Linked DNA regions of Homo sapiens: all the other regions are linked to region 3. The links are chromatin loops, found by intact Hi-C in ENCODE. Cell type or tissue: dorsolateral prefrontal cortex. All regions are shown on one strand. Region 1 overlaps TNRC18 (trinucleotide repeat containing 18). Region 2 holds the start of RNF216-IT1 (RNF216 intronic transcript 1). Region 3 has its middle 43 kb from the start of SLC29A4.

Region 1 (8,000 bases), 130 kb after region 3:
CTGGGAGCTGGGGCTCGAGTCCCACCGCTGCCACCTCCTGACTGTGGCCATGGCCTCATCGTATGCAAGGGACCCTGTGCTGGCTCTGCGGGGCTGTGGCAGTGCTCAATTAGATGTCATGCCTGAAGCACAGTGCTTGCGTGTGACACCTGCTCCATCAGTGAGGGCCACTGTGTCATTTATAAACGGAAGGCTCAGCAAGGGGATGCTGCAGCCCCAGGCCCCGTGGGCACCTAAGGCCAGAGCTACATGTGACCCTGGGCTACTCTGTTTCCAGTGGATCACACCGCGACCTGTGTGATGAGCCTGACATGCTAGCAGACAGGTAAACTGAGTCCCCGAGAAGGGCAACCACTTGACTGGGACCACACAGCACATCAGCACAAGGAGCTGAACGTAGCTCAGGCCTCTCTGGCGCCAAAGCCAGCCACGCCCCAGGCAGTAGGGCACCTCCACAGAGGGGCCTCCCACCCAGCCTCCCCCGCGGACCCCAGGGAGGAAGCAGCCAGCCGCTCACCCGCTCCTCCTTCTTGCGCATCCAGCTGTACTTCTTGTTGGGCTTCAGCTCCCGCGGGAGCCGCAGGTTCTTGAGTGGGTCCACCACGGGCCCATCCAGCACCTCCCTCAGCATGTGGCTGCCAGCTGCCAGCAGACTCTCCAGGGAGGGCCGCGCCACCAGGGCCCGCTCCGCACCTGTGGACAGGAGGTAGGTAACAGGGCGCTGCTGCCACCCCTTCCCCAACCCCAAACGGGGATGCCGAGGCCCAAAGCAAGCGCAGGCCCCAGGCCACACGTGCCCATCCCCCAAGGTGCTGAGTAGACAGAGGCCTTTGTGACATGCCGGAAGTCCTGAGCATCTCTAAACAAGAACGGGGAGAAGGCCAGGCATGGTGGCTCACGCCTGTAATCCCAGCACTTTGGGTGGCTGAGGCGGGCAGATCACCTTAGGTCGGGAGTTCAAGACCAGCCTAGCCAACATGGTGAAACAGTGAAACCCCACCTCTACTAAAAATAACAAAAACTAGCCGGGTGTAGTGGCACACGCCTGGAATCCCAGCTACTCGGGAGACTAAGGCGGGAGAACCACTTGAACCCGGGAGGCAGAGGTTGCAGTGAGCTGAGTTTGCACCACCGCATGCCAGCCTGAGCAACAGAGCAAGACTCCATCTCAAAAAAAATAAATAAATAGGCCAGGCGTGGTGGCTCACGCCTGTAATCCCAGCACTTTGGGAGGCCGAGGCGGGCAGATCATGAGGTCAGGAGATGGAGACCATCCTGGCTAACACGGTGAAATCCCATCTCTACTAAAAAATACAAAAAAATTAGCCGGGTGTGGTGGCGGGCGCCTGTAGCCCCAGCTACTCGGGAGGCTGAAGCAGGAGAATGGCGAGAACCTGGGAGGCGGAGCTTGCAGTAAGCCGAGATGGCGCCACTGCACTCCAGCCTGGGTGACAGAGGGAGACTCCATCTCAATCAATCAATCAATCAATCGAACAGGAGAGAAGGCAGCACGCCTGGCACAGGGTCCTGTGCTCTATTCACAGAGTACAGGCTAGGCACAGCATAAGCCTCCAGAGGGAGGGCCTCCAAAGACCGAAGGGTTCTTTCCAGCAGTACGGCTCTCCTTCCACTTATTTGTACGTGCATTTTTCCATAGTGAATATGCATAGCTCTTATAATCAGAAAAAAGCCCAGGATGAAAAACACAAACCAAGCAGAAAGGTGTAAAAAAAAAAGACAGCCCGCTTCCTTCCTCCTCCAACACACAGGTCCCTCCCTCGGGAGGCTACTGTGGGTGCAGTTTCCAGTAGACAGTTCCAGAAATGATTATGCATATTCAAATGCACACGACATCCACGGGCATCCTTTAAAATATAAAAATAAGCCGGGTGCAGTGGCTCACGCCTGTAATCCCAACACTTTGGGTTGCCAAGGCAGGTGGATAATTTGAGGTGAGCAGTTTTGAGACCAGTCTGGCCAACATGGTGAAACCCTGTCTCTACTAAAAATTCAAAAATTAGCTGGGCATGGTAACAAGCACCTGTAGTCCCAGCTATTCGGGGGTTGAGGCATAAGAACTGCTTAAACTCAGGAGGCAGAAGTTGCAGTGAGCTGAGATTGAGCCACTCCAACCTGGGCAACACAGCGAGACTCCAGCTCAAAAACAAAATTAAATAAAATATAAATGTAAACTGGGTGCCTGTAGTCCCAGCTACTCGGGAGGCTGAGGCAAGAAGATCACTTGAACCCAGGAAGTTGAGACTGCAGTAAGCCATGATCACACCACTGCACTCCAGCCTGGGCAACAGAGCGAGCCTGTCTCAAAGAAAACACACACACACACACACACACACACACACACACACACACACACACACACACGATCTCAGGCTGGGCACGGTGGCTCATGCCTGTAATCCCAGCACTTTGGGAGGCCGAGGCGGGTGGATGGCTTGAGGCCAGGAGTCTGAAACCAGCCTAGCCAACATGGTAAAACCCCCTCTCTACTAAAAATACAGAAATTAGCTGGGCATGGTGGTGACCACCTGTAATCCCAGCTACTTGGGAGGCTGAGGCACCAGAATCGCTTGAACCCAGGAGGCAGAGGTTGCGGGGAGGCATGATAGCCCCACTGTACCCCAGCCTGGGCAACAGAGGGAGGCTGTCTCAGGAAAAAAAAAAAAAAAAAAAAGATCTCAATCAGTACATACTGTATCACATTTTGCTTTTTTTCTGCTTAATGTCTTTTCTCATATTAGCACAAAGCAAACATCTACCTCCTCATTATGAGCTTGGACCTTATAAAAACTGCCATCTCTAAAGGTCAAAAACACTAGAATGCCAGCAATTTTAAATGGCCAAACGTGCAAAGGAGCCTACGCAGAATCATGTGGGGGGGCGGGGGCGGAAGGGCAGCCTAGAACACTCTTGAATTGATGAGTTTTGATTCATCTAAGTCATCTCCCATTGATGGCATTTAGATTGTTTCCTGTCTTTTCAAGATAGGGTCTCACTCTGTCCCCCACCCTGGCTGGAGTTCACCATCACACGTCACCACAGCCTCAAGCTGCCAGGCTCAAGCAATCACCCTGCCTCAGCCTCCTGAGTAGCTGGGACCACAGGCACATGCCGTCACACCCAGCTAGTTTTTGTATTTTTTTGTAGAGATGGGGTCTTGCTATGTTTCCCAGGCTGGTCTTGAACTCCTGGGCTCAAGTGATCCTCCCGCCTCAGCCTCCCAAAGTGCTGAGATTACAGGCGTGAGCCACCGTGTCCGGCCTCCTATCTTTTTGTAATAGGAGCACATGGGCACATAGCTGGGACACGTGTGACAGGAAGAGCCTCACCAGTGTGATGAATATGACCAGGTGTGTGCAGTTCTCTGATAAATACTCCCCCTACCCTCCAGGAAGGGTGCTCCAACCACAGAGATCTTGCTTTAGTCTCTACCAAATTTAAATGAGTTCTATTATAATTTTTCAATTGACATTTCATTTTTTTAATGCACATGGGGTCTCGCCATGTTGCCCGGGCGGGTCTTAAACTCCTGGGCACAAGCAGTCCTTCTGCCGCAGCCTCCCAAAGTACTGGGATTGCAGACGTGAGCCACCATGCCCGGCTGACATTTTCTTTGTGATCTAAAATACCAATTTTTGGCTGGGTGTGGTGGCTCACGTCTGTAATCCCAGCATTTTGGGAGGCCGAGGCGGGCGGATCACCTGAGGTCAGGAGTTCGAGACCAGCCTGACCAACATGGAGAAACCCTATCTCTACTAAAAATACAAAAAACTAGCCGGGCCTGGTGGCGCATGCCTATAATGCCAGCTACTCAGGAGGCTGAGGCAGGAGAGTCGCTTGAACCTGGGAGGCGGAGACTGCGGTGAGCCGAAAACCATATTCTCTATTGGCAGTGTGCAAAGTTCCAGAGACAGACATGACTAATGATGCTGCTGAGGGGGAGCTTCTCTTCCTTGGCACTATTCACATTTCACTATTCATTCGCATCTCTGCTGGGGGCTTGTCCTCTGCCTTCACTGTAGGGTGTCTTGCTGAGTCCCTGCCTTTACCCACTAGATGGCAGTAGTGCTCCCCCCAAGCTGTGACAACCAAAAATGTGGTTGCCAATGTCCCCTGGGGGGACAAAATCATCCCTAGTTGAGAATGCTTGTTTTGCTCTTCTTATATCTTTTTTTTTTTTTTTTTTTTTTTTTTGTGAGACAGAATCTCACTCTGTCGCCCAGGCTGGAGTGCAGTGACCAATCTTGGCTCATGCAACCTTCGCCTCCTGGATTCAAGCAATTCTGCCTCAGTCCCCTGAGTAGCTGGGACTACAGGTATGTGTCACCACACCCAGCTAATTTTTTTATTTTTAGTAGAGATGGGGTTTCCCCATGTTGGCCAGGCTGGTCTCAAATTCCTGACCTCAAGTGATCCGCCTGCCTTGGCCTCCCAAAGTGCTGGGATTCCAGGCGTGAGCCACCGCGGCTGGCCGCTCTTCTTATATCTTTAGGGAAACTGAGGCCACAAAGCCGCAAACCTGATCAGCTCCCAAAGGTTGATGTTAGATTGAAACCATCTCACCCACCCCATACCCCCGCCTCGAGGTCCTGCGAGACTTAAGAGTCTACAATGTCAGGTAAGGATGGAGGGCTGTTCTGTTCTCCAAGAGGGGACCAAGGTACAACTCTGTCACCTCCTTCACCCTCCCACAAACCTATTATCCCTAAGCTCTTAACTGATCAGGCAAGGGACGCCCAAGTGACCTCTAGGCCAGTGGTGATGGGTTCAGTCGTGTCCCCACTAATTTAATATGCGAGAATCCTAACCCCTAGTAACCTCATTAGGTGACCTCTGTGGGAGACAGGGCGTTTGCAGAGGTGGTCAAGTTCAAGTCATGACAGTGGGCCTTCATTCCGTAAGGCTGGTGTCCTAATAGGGTGGAGAATTCTGGGCTGGGTGCAGTGACTTACACTTGTAATCCCAGCACTTTGGGAGGCTGAGGCGGGCGGATCACTTGAGGCCAGGAGTTCAAGACCAGCATGGCCAACATGGGGAAACCCCGTCTCTACTAAAAATACAAAAATTAGCTGGATGTGGTAGCATGTGCCTGTAATCCCAGCTACTTGGGAAGCTGAGGCAGGAGAATCACCTGAACCCAGGAGGCAGAGCTTGCAGTGAGCGGAGATCACACCACTGCACTCCAGCCTGGGCAACAGAGGGAGATTCTGTCCCAGAAATAATTAAAAACAAAAACAAAACCAGTACCAGGTGGGAAGACCAAGGGAATGTTTTTTGTTTTTTGTTTTTTTTTTGAGATGGAGTTCCACTCTTGTTGCCCAGGCTGGAGGGCAGTGGTACCATCTCGGCTCACTGCAACCTCCGCCTCCCAGGTTCAAGTGATTTTCCTGCCTCAGCCTCCCGAGTAGCTGGGATTACAGGTGCCCGCCACCACGCCCAGCTAATTTTTGTATTTTTAGTAGAGATGGGGTTTCACCATGTTGGCCAGGCTGGTCTCGAACTCCTGACCTCAGATGATCTGCCCGCCTCGGCCTCCCAAAATGCTGGGATTACAGGCGTGTGCCACCGTGCCTGGCCAACCAAGGGAATTTTGATTTTCTTCTACCCAAAAAAAAAAAAAAGTTTCTATTGAACTATTTTCGTGAGAGAAAAGCAGCAATGAACTTTAGGACAAGTGCCTCCCAGTGGGGAGGGGGGCGTTGCTCACACAGGCCAATGGCAGCGTGGCTTCTCCAGGCTTCCTTGAGGGCCATCTGACCATGACAGTCACAAAGCCTTGAAAAATGTGGCCTTGTTTGGACCCAACAGTTCTACCTCTGGGCATACAATCCCAGGCAAATCAGAGATACGGACAAAGTTTTTTTTTCTTCAAGGATAACCATCATGTTATTTGCAACGGAGAAAAAAAAAAAACAACTTTGTTTTAAAGCAGACGAAAATGCCTGACCATCTAAGACTGGGTCATCAAGGGCCAGGGCCACCACCAGGCAGAAAGTTGGGCAGTCCCTAAAACAATGATTTTTTAAAAACCACAGCTTTAAGCCGGGTGCTCACGCTTGTAATCCCAGCAATTTGGGAGTCCAAGGTGGGAAAATCACTTGAGTTCAAGAGTTCGCGACCAGCCTGGCCAACATGGCGAAACCCCATCTCTACTTTTTGTAAAAAAAAAAAAAAAATTAAAAAACCCACAGCTTTGAAAAATGTTTAATAAAGAACATTTTAAGTAAAGTGTCCGGGCGCGGTGGCTCACGCCTGTAATCCCAGCACTTTGGGTGGCCAAGGCGGGTGGATCACTTGAGGTCAGGAGTACGAGACCAGCCTGGCCAACATGGTGAAACCCCATCTCCACTAAAAATACAAAAAGATAGCCAGGCATGGTGGTGCGTGCCTGTAATCCCAGGTACTCAGGAGGCTGAGGCAGGAAAAATCGCTTGAACCTGGGAGGCGGAAGTTGCAGTGAGCCGAGATGGCACCACTGCACTCCAGCCTGGGTGACAGAGTGAGACTCTGTCTCAAAAAAAAAAAAAAAAAAAAAAAATTTAAGTGAAAAGGGCAGGGCAGGTTACAGAACACTATTTACAAAAAGATCTTAATTTGAGAAGTAAATATGTGTATGTGTGTTCTAGAGGAAATATACTAAAACACTGGCAGGGATATCATCTCTTCAACGGGTGTTGCCCCGGCCCTTCCTCCAAACCAGTTCTAGGCCCAGTTTTCCATGCTGAACATCAGTCATTCTGTGTCTGGCCCAGCATTCAGTGCCCTTTCTGCTGAAGGCATCCCATTCTCTTTGAGAACTACCCTCCCCCTTCCCTACACCCCAGAGGCAACACATCCCAGATCAAAGGACAGGTAATGATCAGCGCAGCCCATGTCCCAGAACTCAGTTTGATGCCCGCAAAAAGCATGAACCGAGGCTGGGAGCGGTGGCTCACACCTGTAATCCCAGCACTTTGGGAGGCCAAGGCAGGCGGGTCACTTGAGGTCGGGAGTTCGAGACCAGCCTGGCCAACATGGCAAAACCCCATCTCTACTAAAAATACAACAATTAGCCAGGCATGGTGGCACATGCCTGTAATCCCAGCTACCTGGGAGGCTGAAGTAGGAGAATCACTTGAACCCGGGAGGGCGGAGGCTGCAGTGAGCCGAGATGACACCACTGCACACCAGCCTGGGTGATAGAGGGAGACTATGGCTCAAAAAAAGAAAAACAACAACAACAAAGCATGAACCGCAGTCAGCCCTTGAGAATGAATCTCAGTGTTTTTGCCAAAGCTAGCAAGAAAGAGGTGGCCTCTTTCGGAAGGCTGCTGAGCAGGCCCAGGGACCTGGGAGGAACTGACAGACCACCCCCCACCCCAGTGAGGACAGTAAGTCGGCCTTGAATGAGGCCAACAGAGAGAAAAGTCGAACAGCAAGAGGGAAGGAGGGAAGGAGGGAAGGAGACGGGGACACAGAGAGAGAGAGACTAGGGAAGGGCCTGTGTAGGAAAAGAAAGACTTGGTTTCTTGGCTTGAACACCTAGATCCAGCCATACCTGAAATTACCTAATTACTGCCGGACTTCAGTTCCAAGAGCCAATTAATTCTCTCCTGCCTAAACCAATTTAAATGAGAGTTTCTGTTCCTTGCAACCCAAGAAATCCTGCTAAAACACACCATCAATAGAATGAGAAATTTCACCACCAGGAAACCTACAGACTGGCTGCACAGTGCAAACACACTTAACATGCCACTCACTCAACAGGACGCTTAAAAATGCTCGAGATGGAACATTTTGTTATGTGTATCTTAACCACAATTTTTTAAAAAATTAATATGAATAAACCATATTCCGGGTTTTTCATAATTTAAAAATCTTATAAAAAAATGTTTAAGAGGCCGGGCACAGCGAGCGACTCACACCTATAATCCCAGCACTTTGGGAGGTCAAGGTGGGCAAAATCACTTGAGTCCAGGAGTTTGAGACCAGACTGGGCAACA
Region 2 (8,000 bases), 440 kb after region 3:
GGAAGATCACTTGAGGCCAGGAGTTTGAGACAAGCCTGGACAACAAAGCAAGACACCCTCTACGAAAAATAAATTTAAAAAAATTAGCTGAGTGTAGTGGTGCCCACTTACAGTCCCAGCTACTCAGGAGGCTGAGGCAGGGGGATTGCTTGAGCCCAGGAGGTCGGGCTGCAGTGAGCTAGGATCACATCACTGCGCTCCAGCCTGGGTGACAGAGCAAGACCCTCTCAAAACAAACAAACAAACAAACAAACGAACAAAGGAGCAAGGTCATGAAGCCTATAGCGCTAACTCTATTCAAATTCTTTTTTTTTTTTGAGGTGGAGTTTCGCTCTTGTTGCCCAGGCTGTAACGCAATGGTGCGATCTCAGCTCACTGAAACCTCCGCCTCCTGGGTTCAAGAGATTCTCCTGCCTCAGCCTCCTGAGTAGCTGGGATTACAGGCATGCACCACCATGCCTGGCTAATTTTGTATTTTTAGTAGAGACGGGGTTTCTCTATGTTGGTCAGGCTGGTCTTGAACTCCTGACCTCAGATGATCCGCCCACCTCAGCCTTCCAAAGTGCTGGGATTACAGGCGTGAGCTACTGCGCCTGGCCCTCTTCTTTTTTCTTTTTTTTTTTGAGACAGAGTCTTGCTCTGTTGCCCAGGCTAGAGTGCAACGCGATCTCGGCTCACTGTAACCTTCGTCTCCCAGGTTCAAGTGATTCTCGTCTCAGCCTTCCAAGTAGCTGGGACTACAGGCATATGCCACCAGGCCCGGCTAATTTTTTTGTATTTTTAGGAGAGATAGGGTTTTGCCATGTTGGTCAGGCTGATCTTGAACTCCTGGTCTCAAGTGATCGGCCCGCCTTGGCCTCCCAAAGTGGGAGGCATTGACCACCGCGGCCAGCCTCAAGTTCTTTCCATGCCAAAGAAATTTCTTTCTCTCCAGCTATATACCTTATAATTTTATGCAAACTTTTAACACAAAACAAAGCTGCCCTTAAAAGTGCTGACGGCAGTTGCAAAAAGTATGATTCTGAACCAAGTCAAGCCCCATCTGTGAGAACTGTCGCTGGGGAACCCCACCGAGCTGCACCTGCATTGAGTACTCAGGCCAAGCCAGTGGCCTCTGCTTCCTCACAGTCTCCCGTCCGTCCTGTCTGCCTGGCTGTGTGACCAACACAGCTCTCATGGGGCTCCTGGCACACAAAAGATACCTGGACATTAGAGGGGCACCACAGGGGAATACACACACAATTGGGAGGAGCAGCTTCCGGCTGAAAAGTCTGGGCCCCCTATGCCCCTATTCTTAAGGAATAATGGCATTTCCGGCCTAACAACTGGGAGAGAAAGAAAACTCCTAAACATACAGTGCAACCTGAGCCACGACACAGAAAAGCCACTGGACTCAGGTTCCAAGCACTTCCTCTCTGGTCATTGTCCCAGGCTAGATTCAAGGCTGGCCCTGGGTCTATGACCAGGTGTGCATCCAGCTGGGGCACTTCAAAATGGGACCAGTGAACACTGGACATAACCTCATCCAAGGCCCATTATTTCCCATAGGGAAGGGTTATTGTTCCTTAAAAGCCAAACCAAACCAAAACCCACCAACCACATGAAACGAACCTCGTAAGAGAACTAACTAGTGGCCTGACCTAAGAGAAATACCACTACAGACCACATACATCTCCCTTGTTTTTAGGGCACTCTGACGTATGGTTTACATAGTGTGGAAAACAGAAGTGATTTCATTTTCTAATGGCATTAATTCTAATTTGTCCAGGTGTTAATTTTAGAGCAAACACATGTGATTTAGAGACTGCTCAGCACGTGCTTCTGCAACATCAGCCAAGGAGTCGCTATCTGCTGTTGTCTTTTGCTTCTGGATGTTACATGCTCTACTGTATGGGTGGTCTGGGCAATGCCATCTGCGTTCACTAAAGGTGGGCACTAGGTAAATTATCTCCATTGTAAGACTGGACTACTAATCACAGAACCATATTCTTTTGGTTTTCTTGCCATTTTCTCAGGCTTTCCTCTATAAAAGGAAAACAAAAAGGAAAACTAGAAGAAAAAATGAAATAAAAGATCCAAGCCATATCGAAAGGCCACTTATATGGCTTCTGGTAAATTATAATAATGGCAAACCCTTACAAAGGGACCATCCTAAGCACTTTGGGCTTAACCATTTGTCTGTCTTTTATATTTGTGTTAGCATCCTCAGATTGGAAAGAACTGACTAAGAACAGGTCTGGAATTACCATTCAATCGCTATGAGAGTAGGTGAATCCCCTTCCAGTCCTGGCCTGACCTCATTCTCCACTTCCTGTGCAGAGTCCTGGGAGTGTTGCTCAGGAAATCCTAGGAATCAGAGTCTGCCCAAGGGGAAGGGTTGTCTATGCAGAGACCATTAGAGTAACTAAATCAGAATCCAGTAGAATCAGGGGAAGGAGGATACTGGAATGTAAGGGAGCTAGAAAAACAGCTCTTTGCTCTCTTCCAGGTTCCTGGTTTACATACACAGCCCCAGCCCTGTTATTACACACCCACACTCTTAACTGGAGCAGTAAGACCACAGTGATCTTTCCAGGGGGTAACCAGATTTTGCGACTGTTCTTGGTATTCTACCTTCTCCTACACACCTGTCTTCGTCTTGGTGGTACTGAGGTTTCCTCCCAGTTCAGAGATGTGCACTCCAATGCCTGACGCCCCACTGTGGAGCCAAAGGGCCCCGGCTACATAAATTTGCCAATACTCAGGCATGTGCCCAAATCTAGGTTTACTTCTGAGGCTCTGGGGCCCTCTGCTGACCGCCTGCTGTAACTTTTAGCTCCTCACCAGACCAATAAGAAAACCAGTCTGAAAAATCTTCCCATTTTACTGCCATCTACAAGACTTTCAATTATGTTCTCTGAGCTTCTGCAATGTCAATATATTACCTGCGTTTCATAAACAGGATCAGAAGAATGTTAAGGCTGACAGGCCCTGGGCAGGGAACTAACCATCGCCAAGGACTGACCTACGTTACCACCTCCCCAAGCGCAGAGAAAAATGAGATTCAGAGATTCATGCCACCTGGCGTCCCCACATGACCTGGTGGTCAGGAAAATGGCTCTGGGCCCGCCTGAGTAGTCCACCATGGCTACTTACTAAAGTGACCTCAGGTGAGTGACCTCACCTCTCCCAGCTTCAGCTTCCCTATCTATAAAAGGAGTGCTTATAAGGAGGCCGGCACTCGTAGTGACAAATATCAACTGCTGCTCTGCCATGGCTCCAGTCACAACTGTGCCTCCTGGGCCTGCTACCCTCCAAGCACGCTTCCAGGAAACCCTGCACTGTGAGAGCTACAGCAGTGGGACAAGCTGCAGAGGCTGCTCCTCACACAGAAGGTGACGGAGCAGATTTCTCGACTCCACTTCATCAGGGAAGACATGAGAGCTGGACTGGATAAATTAAGAGGCAAAGGTCTGCAGACAAGCTGAGGAGGCCGAGCTCCTAGAGAGGAAGTGGGGAGCATGGCTGGTTTATCAGTTGCTCTCCAATAACCCTGATCACACAGGGACTAGAAATGGCCTCAATAGAGCAAAGAGGAAATTTATGGGAGCCACAAGTGTAGAATATTTTAAAAGTTATTGAGTAAAGTTGTAAAATTTAAGAGTACAGAGATTAGATACAGTGGAATGAATAACAGCAGCAGCTACCATTTATTGAGTGCTTATGGATGAAACATCTTAGTTATCAAGTCATTTAATCCTCCTAACAGACTTTTCAGGAGGATCCTGTCACCCTCGGGTAGGGGTGGTGGTGGTGCGGTGGCGGGGGGGCGGTGCACACAGCTAACAAGTGGTGGGACAGGCATCTGAACATGGCCATGCTGCTCCAGCCAGCCCCTGCTAAAGGCACTGGACTAAGGGCCTGTTTGTCACCATCTAGTGACATATTTTGGGCAAATCCTTCAGCCCTAGAATGGTGCAGAACAGGGCAAGCTGTGGTCCGGCCAGCCTCACAAGGGGCTGGGTTGTGAGGATGCAGGCGCTGAGCGCACTGGTGCACACACACCGTAACAAGTGTAACGAGGCTGTTGGTGAGTCTGGGGGAATGCGGTGAAGCCTCTCAGCAGTAGGAGTGCTGACCAGAGTCCCTTGAGGGTCCTCCCTGCCTCACATTTCTGGAAGCCTAAGTGATCACCAGATGTGCAATTATTTGATAAGGCTTAGCTCCAGGCGCTATGACAACAGACACAAAATCAAAACCACTGAAATCGAGAGAATAGCCCTGTCATGGAATCTCCCATGGAATGTGCTACTGCAAGGAACAATTAAACAAAAAAAGAAAGGCAGGCACCACTGAGAGAAGAGCGTATCTGTGTGAGTGCCTGCATTTCTAACAACTGGCCCTGTGGGAATGAGCATCTTTAGACCCTCAGCAGGAGAGACTATCATGCTCCTCCAGGTCCCTCACCCGCCTTTCTGCTAAGCGGCCAGAGTCCCTGGGCAGGTGAGCCAGGCGGCTCCACAGTCGGCTTTAAGAAACACAATAGGGACCCTGTATGCACAGCGAGTCCCTTAGGGTCCTGGGAGTCTCTTGCTGGGATCATTACATCCTCAGTCCTCTGCTACCAGAATAATCATGTGACAAGCTAAATCTGATCATTTCACTACCCTGTTTAATGACCATGGATAGACTTCCTGCTGCAATCAGGAAGAAGTCCACGTTCTTCACACAAGGGACATCTCCCCCACGAGCTGGCCCTGAAGCTTCCAGCCTCCTCAGAGCTCGCCCTGGAAACACACGCTCCCCTCTACTTTAACACTCTGTGTCCTCTTCCGGAAGTCTCTTCATGCTCTAATGCAGCCTTCAAGGTCCAACAGGGAAGTGGTTCCTTTGTCCCCCGCCCTGCCCCCAGCTAGCTCTGTCATCATAGAATGCGATCCACTCCCCCAAGCCCAAGTCTCCTACCCGAGTCCTCCACGTGGTGGGCTTGTCAGCTCACTGGTTACTCAACACTTCTTTTTTTGTTGTTGTTGAGACGGAGTCTTGCCCTGTCGCCAGCCTGGAGAGCAGTGGTGCGATCTCGGCTCACTGCAATCTCTACCTCCCGGGTTCAAGCGATTCCCCTGCTTCAGCCTCCTGAGTAGCTGGGACTACAGGCGCGCACCACCATGCTCAGCTAATTTTTTTTGTATTTTACTAGAGACGGGGTTTCACCATGTTGGCCAGGATGGTCTCGATCTCCTGACCTTGTGATCTGCCCGACTCGGCCTCCCAAAGTGCTGGGATTACAGGTGTGAGCCACCGCGCCCAGCACTCAACACTTCTACTTGGATATCTAAAAGGCACCCCAGACAAAAGATGTCTGAAGCACCACTTCTGGCCCCTGGGCTCCCCTGTATCCCTGAAGGACACAGCCACCCACTGGCTGCTCATGCAACAAAACCCAATTCCTCCTTTCTCTTTACCCCCACTCATTCCAGCTTGTCCTTTCTGTTCCGCCTCCAAAATGCACCTCACATCTAACCCACTCCTATCTGGGTCCAAAACCCAGCCTAGATCCCCTCTGGCTGGGCCATGGCGGAGAGCCTGGACTTCAGGCCATCCCACCCCTCACTCCCTCTCATGCTGCTGCCTCCAGCCATACCCCGCAGATACCCCAGACCCTTCCCACACTGGGGTCTCAGCTCCTGTGTTCTTACCTCAACAGCTTGTCCCTGGCTCTTTGAACGCCTAGCCTCTTGCTTATAATTTGGACAAGTCCTGAATCGTTTGTGGTTCTTCAGAGACACTGAAGAGCCACCTGGGCCTTTAGCAGCACCCTAAATGTTTCTCATACTATGCCTAATGTAGGAACCTCCCTACCTCAGGAAATCCAAGCAATTACCTAGGGCCAGAATCTGAATTATCATCTGGTTTCATCTCCCATCATTTACCTGTTTTAGGAAAAAATACAAACTTTATTCTGAAAGAGAAAAGTCATCCTTGGCCCCAAACACGTCACATTTTATAGCTACACAGAAACAACTGTGGATTACCAAGTCCCCAGCAGCTTCTAAGCTTCTGGGAGGAAATCTGTAGCCCTGACCCAGTGTGCCTCCCTCTCTAGTTTATTCCAAGGGGTGTTCTCAAGCCTCTAGGGCTAGGCAGGACCTGTAGCACCAAGGACAGTGTCTTCCTCCTCCTTGATTAACCCTACCCACTGACCACACTGACAACCTTTCAATGTTGTTCTTGCTTAGGAAGTGTCAAGGACGAGTCCCATTCCTCAACTGGGGATAGTTTTCTGTCTGGTATGTTGGCCCAAGCCTCACTGGTTGCAACTTACCAGACCACACTGCGAAACCACACTGCTCAGCTTCAACACTCCGGCTTACTGACTGGCCATGGCATCTCATCAACAGCCATCCCTCAATCCTGACTACATAAACGGGAAACACCCAGAAAAGGAGGATAGGAGGTGAAAAGGCCAAATTCAAAAGCAAGTTCAACATGAAGACGGGATCTGTGTAGCCCCTAAGGGTGGTAACCCCCAGTGGTTTTCTAAAGAATGCTACAAAGATGACCATCTCCCTGTGCCACAGCAACCTTAGACAATGGGTCACAGCCCACTGGCACTCTGGCTCTGTGTGTGCCACTTCTGTGGCCGGCTGCTGCCTCTTCTCAGGGTGGGGATGATGGAGAAATGCTTGCAGACCTGTCCACTCAGCAGACACAGGCACCTGAGGCCATGCGGGCCCACGCTGCTAGGAAAAACCGTTGGCTTTCTTTCCCCTTTTCTAAATTGCAAAGTTGGCAGATTCTGTACCTACGTGCCAGCCCACACTGACTTTTTCTCAAATCTAGACTCCAAAAATCCCTATCTTGTTCTGAAATCCTTTGGAATCACCTCAGAGGCTACTTGACCAGGTTACCCTCACACCCGTCCCTCTAAAAGGGCAGCCATGGAGCACATGTTACTACTTAGCTTGGAGCAGCCAATCTCTGGCCTAAAGGAGAGATGACAGTTTTACTTTCATTTTTTTTCTTTTTTTTTTTTTTTGAGACAGTCTCACTCTGTTGCCCAGGCTGCAGTGCAGTGGCGCGGTCTTGTCTTACTGCAACCCCTGCTTCCTGGGTTCAAGCGATTCTCCTGCCTCAGCCACCCGAGTAGCTGGGACTACAGGTGCCCACCACCATGCCGGGCTATTTTTGTATTTTTAGTAGAGACAGGGTTTCAACATTTTGGCCAGGCTGATCTTGAACTCCTGACCTCAAATGATCCACCCACCTCAGCCTCCCAAAGGGCTGGGATATCGGCGTGAGCCTCTGCGCTCGGCTGACATTTTTACTTTTAAATAAGTAGCATGTAATAGAGTTAGAATAATCATGTGCAACACTTTTGGAAAGAAATTTGAAACTGTGCTCCAAGAGTCTTAAGCAAATGGATTCTCTTGGAATCAAGAGTCCTACTCTAGGGATCTATTCTAAGGAATAATTCTAAAAAAGAAAAAGCTTTACATATAAAGCTTTGCATTGCGTTAATGTAGCATCAAAACCAGAAAAAAATTCTACATTTCCAACTCAGGAGCAAGCATAGGTAAACCAACATAAATCTGTGTGATGGAATGACAACCTCCCATGACGGGGTCACAAACTCCTTAAGAATGCAGAAAGTGCTATGTCATGCTAAGTTAAAAAACAAAAAACAAAACCGCAGGGCACAACACTGTATGTATGCAATGATTATAATTATATGGTAAAAACAAACAAACAAACAAAAAACAGACACCAGACCACAAGCTAGAAATGCAGCATCACATGGTAGAAGGAATGAAGACAGGGCCAGTGGAATCTATGTAGCCCTTAGCAGCTCCTGGCCTCTTTGTTTATTCATTAAAAAAAAAGGGGAAACAAAAGACCTTGCTGGATTTTGTTTTATTTTTAAAGAGACAGGGTCTCTTGTCACCCAGGCTGGAGTGCAGTGGTACAATCCACAAGTTGGAGGCTCACTGCAGCTTCCAACTCTATTTTCCTGCAACAGT
Region 3 (8,000 bases):
AGGTGAACATACTGATTACATTCCCCCACCAAATCTGACTGAAAGCCCATTGCTATCAGCATTTTATAACACGCTAAAGAATTGGACGTGGTGGCTCACACCTATAATCCCAGCTTCTTGGGAGGCCAAGGCAGGAGGATCGCTTGAGACCAGCAATTTGAGGCAAGGCCAGTCTGGACCACATAGCAAGACCCCCTCTCTTAAAATTAAAACCTGTGTTCTATTTTTTTGTTGCCTACTCACAGGCTGAACATCTCATTTGTTTTTGTTTGTTTGGTTTGTTTTTGAGACAGTCTCACTCTGTCACCCAGGCTGGAGTGCAGTGGTGCGATCTCAGCTCACTGCAACCTCTGCCTCCCAAGTTCAAGCGATTCTCCTGCCTCAGCCTCCTGAGTAGCTGGGATTACAGGTGCCCACCACCACGCAAGGCTAATTTTTGTACTTTTAGTAGAGACGGGGTTTCACCACGTTGGTCAGACTGGTCTCGAATTCCTGACTTCGTGATCCACCCACCTCGGCCTCCCGAAGTACTGGGATTACAGGCATGAGCCACCGAGCCCAGCCTTAAACATCTAATTTGTACCAAATTGCCCTATAATTCTACCTAGAATATTATAGCAAAATGCCAGAAGCCTGACTAAAATCTTTTAAAGAAACCCAACTCGGCCAGGCGTGGTGGCTCACACCTGTAATCCCAGCACTTTGGGAGGCCGAGGCGGGTGGATCACGAGGTCAGGAGATCGAGATAGTCCTGGCTAACACGGTGAAACCCCGTCTCTACTAAAAATACAAAAAAGTAGCCGGGCGTGGTTGCAGGCGCCTGTAGTTTCAGCTACTCGGGAGGCTGAGGCAGGAGAATGGCCTGAACCCGGGAGGTGGAGCTTGCAGTAAGCCGAGATCGCCCACTGCACTCCAGCCTGGCGACAGAGTGAGCCTCCGTCTCAAAAAAAAAAAAAAGAAAAAGAAAAAAGAAAACAAAAAGAAACCCAGCTCTCCCAGGGTGGGGGGCATTACACAGGGGAGCCCCTCCGGGTGTCGCCGCAGCTGAATGATTGCGTTGGTGGAACAGCTGGCCCGCTTGTGCGTGGGCCAGGACACGGTGGACCTGTTCCGCCTGCGTTCTTGCCGGTCCATGTTTGGATTAGCATGTGAGTTTAAACATAGTGCTGATGCGGCGATTCTTCTAGAAGCACATCCTTCTCTGAGCTGAATTGCTTCATCACACACTTCCTTCTGGCTTGGGGAGTTCCTTTTCATCAAAGGCCAAGCCTTGTGTGTTTCGGTCCTGCCCATCTCCGTGCGGCCTGCGGGACGTTGGTTGGCGTGGAGTCTTCACAGCCGGCTGTCCAGGCTGGCAGCTCTCCCATCAGGGCTTCTCACAGCCACCGTCTGTCTGAGCAGACGCTGAGCATCGTGTCATCCCTCGGACACACACAAGACTCCACTATTCCCTGTGCTGATTTCTGTTTCTGTTACAGCTTCTGCTTCTGATTTTATTTTTTTTTTCTTTGAGATGGGAGTCTCGCTCTGTAGCCCAGGCTGGAGTGCAATGACATGATCTTGGGTCACTGCAACCTCCACCTCTCAGGTTCAAGCAGTTCTCCTGCCTCAGCCTCTGGAGTAGCTGGGATTACAGGTGCGCACCACCAAGCCTGGATAATTTTGCATGTTTCTGTAGAGACGAGGTTCCACCATGTTTCCAAGGCTGTTCTCAAACTCCTGGCCTCGGCCGGGCGCGGTGGCTCACGCCTGTAATCCCAGCACTTTGGGAGGCTGAAGTGGGCGGATCACCTGAGGTCAGGAGTTCGAGACCAGCCTGGCCAATATGGTGAAACCCCGTCTCTACTAAAAAAGAAAAAAAAATTAGCCTGGCTTGGTGGTGCGCCCCTGTAGTCCCAGCTACTCGGGAGGCTGAGGCAGAAGAATCACTTGAACCTGCGAGACGGAGGTTGCAGTGAGCCAAGATCACGCCACTGCACTCCAGGCTGGGCGACAGAGCAAGACTCTGTCACAAAAAACAAACAAACAAACAAACAAAAAAACCTCCTGACCTCAGGTGATCCACCCGACTCGACCTCCCAAAGTGTTGAGATTACGGGCGTGAGCCACTGCGCCCGGCCCTGTTGCTGCTTTTAGAAGTGGCTTTTTCTTCCTGTGCGACATTACTTTTTAGTGGGTCAGCGCAGAAATGTGCTTGGGCTCCCTGCGACGGCGAAGCACCTTTCCTCAAGGGAATCTGAAGACTTTTCCCTGCCTTTCCTCTCCCTCGGGGAGGTCCCCTCAGCGCCCTCCTCTTGACCTTCCCTGGTGCGTTTAGTGCTGAGCCTGTGCCTGAGCCTGGGGACCTGGGAGAGTTCGGACCGAAGTCCACCGAGGGCCGCAGAACGGCAGGGTTGGGGAACTGGCTCCCTGGCGCGCACAGCTCTGTCTGCAGGGCGCGGATCTGCGCTCGGTGTGAGGAGGCACGGTGCATGTTAAGTCGAGAAACTTCTAAACTCCGCCACCAGCTTTGGAAATAACAGCTGGGATTTTCTGCTTAAACCAGCATCCCAGAGCACACGGGTACTAACTAGCAGAAGCCCTAAGTAAAATGAAACGGGCTCTGAAGGAAGTCCTGGAGCCTCCTGCCCGCCTGCCCTCGCCATTCATTCAGTCCTGCAGTGACTCTGAGGAATGGCGTGGGCGGGAGGACAAGTCACCTTTAAAGCCAAGCACCCGGTGGGCGCAGAGGGTCCCGCCTGGAATCCCAGCACTTCGGGAGGCTGATGCGGGCGGATCACGAGGTCAGGAGTTCGAGACCAGCCTGGCCAAAATGGTGAAACCCCGTCTCTACTAAAAATACAAAAAATTGCCTGAGCGCGGTGGCTCACGCCTGGAATCGCAGCACTTTGGTAGGCCGAGGCAGGCAGATCACAAGGTCAGGAGTTCGAGACCAGCCTGGCCAACGTGGTGAAACCCCATCTCTACTAAAAATATAAAAAAATTGGCTGAGCGTGGTGGCGCGTGCCTGTAATCCCAGCAACTCGGGAGGCCGAGGCAGGAGAATCGCTTGAACCCGGGAGGCGGAGGTTGCAGTGAGCCGAGATGGCGCCACCGCACTCCAGCCTGGACGACAGAGTGAGACTCTGTCTCAAAAATAAATAAATAAATAAATAAATAATGCAGATATCTTTAGAAATATAAAATAGTATCCTAGGGGCCAGGCACAGTGGCTCACACCTGTAATCCCAGCACTTTGAGAGCCCGAGGTGAGAGGATTGCTTGAGGCTGGGAGTTGAAGACCAGCCTGGGCAACAGAGCAAGACCCCCGTCTTTACGAAAAATTAAAAAATTAGCCAGGTGTGGCCGGGCATGGTGGGTCACGCCTGTAATCCCAGCACTTTGGAGGCCGAGGCAGGAGAATCACAAGGTCAGGAGATCAAGACCATCCCAGCTAACACGGTAAAACCCCCTCTCTACTAAAAATACAAAAACTTAGGCGGGCGTGGTGGCGGGCGCCTGTAGTCCCAGCTACTCGGGAGGCTGAGCCAGGAGAATGGCGTGAACCCGGGAGGCGGAGCTTGCAGTGAGCCGAGATCGCGCCACTGCACTCCAGCCTGGGCGACAGAGCGAGACTCCAGCTCAAAAAAAAAAAAAAAAAAAAAAAAAAAAATTAGCCAGGTGGGCTGATATGCCCAGCTACTCAGGAGGCTGAGACAGGAAGATCACTTGAGGCCAGGAGTTCGAGACCAGCCTGGGCAACAGTTTGAGACCCGCCGCAGCCTCTACCAAAAAAAAAAATAATAATATTCTAGTTTACAAGCATGCTACAGTTACAAACTCTTCCTTGGTAAGATTTTCCTCCCCAGAGCGCTGTTGTCAGACTCCTGGAGCTGCTGAGGCCCTGCAAGCTGGGTAGACAAGGGAGGCAGGCCGGGCCAGGTGAGCTCCCCTGCACCCCTCCCCGCCCCCGCCCTGCCTTTCCTGTGTTTCTCTGGACCCTAACGCTGCGAGACACAGACGGATAGACCATCAGGACCTCAGGAGCCGCCTGAGTCTCCTCCCAACCCCGAGCTCTGAGGAGGGTGGATGGTTTTCTTCACGGCCACTAGGTGGTGGAAGTCTCCCAACTGTGCAGACATCTGCGGGGCTGGTGGGTTGGCGAGCTGTGGGGGAGGGTGCCCTGGTCAGACTGTGTCCTTGGGGGCTGGGCGGTCGCACCCGGGAGCTTCGCCAATGTGCTAGTTTGAATGAACTCCCAATGCAAAAATGGCAAACAGAGGCCGTGGAGAAACCTGGCTTCCTCCGACAATGGGAATTTCACTCTGTTCTCGTTACCGCCTGTGGATGAATGTGGGTCTCGGAGGGCGCCTCTCCCTCCGGGGAGAGGGTGACCTTGCCACAGTGGGACTCCATTCCAGCGGCAGCTCCCTCCCCTGTCTGTAGCCCCACGGCCTCCTGGCCGCCTGCCTTCTTATTGGCCACCCCTCCCCTCTCAACGACCTGTTTCCTAATCATGCCATTCCCCCGCGGGAGAGCCGATTCATCACCATTTAAAATGGTGAATCGATAAAGCCGGTCAGGCCGGGCGAGGTGGCTCACGTCTGTAATCCCAGCACTTTGGGAGGCTGAGACAGGCGGATCACCTGAGGTCAGGAGTTTGAGGCCAGCCTGGCCAACATGGTGAAACCCCGTCTCTACTAAAAATACAAAAATTAGCTGGGCATGGTAGCGGGCGCCTGTAATCCCAGCTACTCAGGAGGCCGAGGCAGAACACTAACTTGAACCTGGGAGGCGGACGTTGCAGTGAGCCGAGATCGCGCCACTGCACTCCAGCCTGGGCGACAGAGTGAGAGTGCATGTCAAAAAAAAAAGAAAGAAAGAAAAAGAAAAAGCCAGTCAGATCTAGAGAGGGCGACCGGAGCATCACCCCCAGACGGCTTGACTCTGAGCTCCTGACCTCAGCCTTCAGACAGAGGCTCTCCCAACACACACACACATAGACACGTGCGCACACACACACACACACACACACACACACCCCGCACCAGCAAACGCTGTCTGCTCTGAAGCAGGCACTGTGTAGTCTGATATGTCCCCGGGGAAGGAGGGTGGCCAAGCACAGACAGCTCCCGAGAGAGCCTGAGGAGAGAGCTGCCCAGCACCTCAGGATGGAGAAAGTGCTAGAGAGGCCCTTGGCTTCCCTGCATCCCACGGAGATAACAGCAGGTACAGGGAGTGAGGTTCGAGAGCAGTGAGTGTAAACCATAAGGCTCTGCCTGGGCAATACATGGTCCTTTCTCTCTTTTTTTTCCCTCCCTTCCTTCCTTCCCTCCCTCCCTCCTTCCTTCCTTTTTTTTTTTTTTTTTTGAGATGGAGTTTCACTCTGTCACCCATGCTGGAGTGCAGTGGTACAATCTCAGCTCACCGCAACCTCCGCCTCCCAGGTTCAAGCGATTCTCCTGCCTCAGCCTCCCGAGTATCTGGGATTACAGGCACGTGCCACCACGCCTGGGTAATTTTTGTACTTTTAGTAGAGATGAGGTTTCGCCATGTTGGCCAGGCTGGTCTCGAACTCCTGACCTTAGGTGATCCGCCTGCCTCGGCCTCCCAAAGTGCTGGGATTACAGGCATGAGCCGCTGCACCCAGCCTCATTCTTTCTTTTTTCTTTTAGAGTTCGGGTCTCACTCTGTCACCCAGGCTGGAGTGCAGTGGTGGGATCACAGCTCACTGCAGCCTCAACCTCCTGGGCTCAAGTGATCCTCCCACCTCAGTCTCCCAAGTAGCTGGGACTCCTGGTGCCCACTACTATGCCTTTTTGTAGAGGCAGGTTCTCGGTACATTGCCCAGGCTGGTCTTAAACTCCTGGGCTCAAGCAGTCCTCCTACCTCAGTTTCCCAAAGTGCTGGGAATACAGTCATGAGGCACCACACGCAGCCACCTACTCATTCTAAGACCATTCCTTCCCTGTGGTGGTGTTTATGAAATTGGAGTGTTAGGGGCGGGGCACGGTGGCTCACGCCTGTAATCCCAGCACTTTGGAAGGCCAAGGCAGGTGGATCATTCGAGGCCAGGAGTTCGAGGCCAGCCTGGCCAACATGGCAAAGCCCCGTCTCCTTTAAAAAATACAAAAATTAACCAGGCTTGGTGGTGCGTGCCTGTACTCCCAGCTACTCAGGAGGCTGAGGCACGAGAATCGCTTCAACCCAGGAAGCGGAGATTGCAGCGAGTTAAGATCGCACCCCTACACTCCAGCCTGGGTAACAGAGTGAGACTCTGTCAGAAAGAAAGAAAGAAAGAGAGAGAGAGGGAGGGAGGGAGGGAGGGAAAGAAAGAGAGAGAGAGAAAGATAGAAAGAAAGGAAGGAAGGAAAAGAAAGAGAGAGAGAAAGAAAGAAAGAATGAAAGAAAGGAAGGAAGGAAAGAAGGAAGGAAGGGAAAGAAAGAGAGAAAGAAAGGAAGGAAGGAAGGAAGGAAGGAAAAGAAAGAGAGAGAAAGAAAGGAAGGAAGGGAAAGAAAGAGAGAGAGAAAGAAAGAAAGGAAGGAAGGGAAAGAGAGAGAAAGAAAGAAAGGAAGGAAGGAAGGGAAAGAAAGAGAGAAAGCAAGCAAGCAAGCAAGCAAGCAAGAAAGAAAGAAAGAAAGAAAGAAAGAAAGAAAGAAAGAAAGAAAGAAAGAAAATTGGAGTGTTTCACAGCCCAGGGTCATTAATTTGGCCACCTGTCCCCTGGAAATCCGTAACTAAGTGACACCTTAGAATGAAAGAAACGCCTCATGGTGTGCACAGTGACCCATTGGCTTCAGGGCACTTTGCTCACAAAACACCCCTCCCCAAATAGAAGACTCTCCTGGGCAAGGTAACTCATCCCAGCTGGTGGCACAGGGCAGGACAGGGTTCAGTTGCTCCTGGCAGAGGCTGAGGGAACAGGGCCGGGGGAGGCCCCTGCTGTCCTTGTCTGAAGAGCCAGGATCTGCATAGCTCCCCACCCTCAGCCACCCCACCCTGGCTTCCCTGGGCCCCTTCTGAGATGCAGAGATGCGTTCTGGGATTGGCCACCATCCACCCCCAAGCCCAGACCATGGCACCATGCCCCAGGCTGCCTGCGGCCCTCTTCTTGACAGACTCGCAGTCAGGTCCCTGCAGCCTCCTTGGTGCTGACAAATGGCCCCCAGGAGGGTCCCTGGCCACTGCCCCAGAACCCACCATGGGCCCCGCGTCCTGGCCGCTGGCCAGCTCTGTCATTTATGTCCTTCTTGACCTTCGTGGGAGCGCCCAGGCTGCTCCATTCTGTCCTGAAACCTACACCAATGCAGAACGTCACTGTGGTTGGCAAAGTCACTCTGTTTGCTTCAGGTGGGCACCGCAGGCAGGGCTGAGGGCTGTGGCTGCCGTGTTGCCGGCAAAGGAGAAAAACCCGCAATTTGTTCAGACGAGCTCCTTTGCTTAAGGCTCTGGGGAGCATCTTTTCTGGTTATTTTCAGCTTTCTGCTCCTTTTGAGGAAGTTCAAGGGATCAGCTCCTGTCCCCACCCCCTGACTCCAGGGGTCAGACTGTGTCAGTGTTCTGGGGGTCCCTCTTAAGGAGGCACCCCAAATCTGGAAGAACCTCTGGGCTCCTAGAAAGATGAAGACACGTAGAGCTGTGCCCATCACTGGGCAGTTTCCATCAGAGAGGGCTTTGGGGCTTCGGAGCACGGGTCCCTCCCCAGGCCCTGTCCTCCAGAAGGATTTGGATGGGGTCATCGGAGAGAGAGAGCTCGTCCTACATGGCAGCAAGTGGCTCTTTTCACAAACTGTCCCTGCCCCTAGCTGGGCATAGTGGCACGCACCTGTAGTCCCAGCTACTGGGGAGGCTGAGATGGGAGGATCACTTGAGCCCAGGGTCTCGATCAAGGCTGCAGTGAGCTATGATCGCACCACCACATTCCAACCTGGGGGATAGAGTGAGACCCTGTCTCAAAAACAACAACAACAACAAAACAACAAAAACCAGTCTCTAGCCAGGCACAGGGGCTTACACCTGT

What was found. Hi-C counts contacts between places; a loop is a spot of excess contacts. Peaks named below come from ENCODE experiments on the same cell type or tissue, not always from the same donor. Only the 100,000 strongest peaks of a DNase experiment are listed, where the experiment ranks them.
Region 1: a loop joins it to region 3, with 2.4 times the contacts of the local background. A loop is called at or near these places in 37 of 110 quality-filtered maps.
Region 2: a loop joins it to region 3, with 2.8 times the contacts of the local background. A loop is called at or near these places in 6 of 110 quality-filtered maps.

What each region holds. Positions count from the first base shown.
Region 1 is chr7:5,362,133-5,370,132 of GRCh38, forward strand. It overlaps TNRC18 (trinucleotide repeat containing 18), which reads right to left. Exons shown (of 30, transcript NM_001080495.3): 12 at 518-693. Among named protein-coding and RNA genes, the nearest start is that of TNRC18-AS1, 53 kb to the right of the region's middle. In dorsolateral prefrontal cortex, a CTCF peak has its summit at 4,086 (motif pointing right); DNase peaks (open chromatin) are centred at 4,049, 5,721 and 6,274; H3K27ac peaks cover 4,627 bases.
Region 2 is chr7:5,675,410-5,683,409 of GRCh38, forward strand. The region is part of intron 13 of RNF216 (ring finger protein 216); the gene reads right to left. It overlaps RNF216-IT1 (RNF216 intronic transcript 1), which reads right to left and starts at 5,052. Exons shown (of 3, transcript NR_046834.1): 1 at 4,945-5,052. RefSeq lists enhancers at 4,854-4,953, 5,054-5,113, 7,067-7,116, 7,247-7,296. In dorsolateral prefrontal cortex, CTCF peaks have their summits at 2,776 (motif pointing left) and 2,976; DNase peaks (open chromatin) are centred at 2,772 and 4,872; H3K27ac peaks cover 4,759 bases.
Region 3 is chr7:5,236,277-5,244,276 of GRCh38, forward strand. No RefSeq gene overlaps it. Among named protein-coding and RNA genes, the nearest start is that of SLC29A4, 43 kb to the right of the region's middle. RefSeq lists enhancers at 3,942-4,236, 4,710-4,799. In dorsolateral prefrontal cortex, CTCF peaks have their summits at 4,093 (motif pointing right) and 4,298; DNase peaks (open chromatin) are centred at 1,345, 4,155 and 4,488; H3K4me3 peaks cover 2,173 bases; H3K27ac peaks cover 2,020 bases.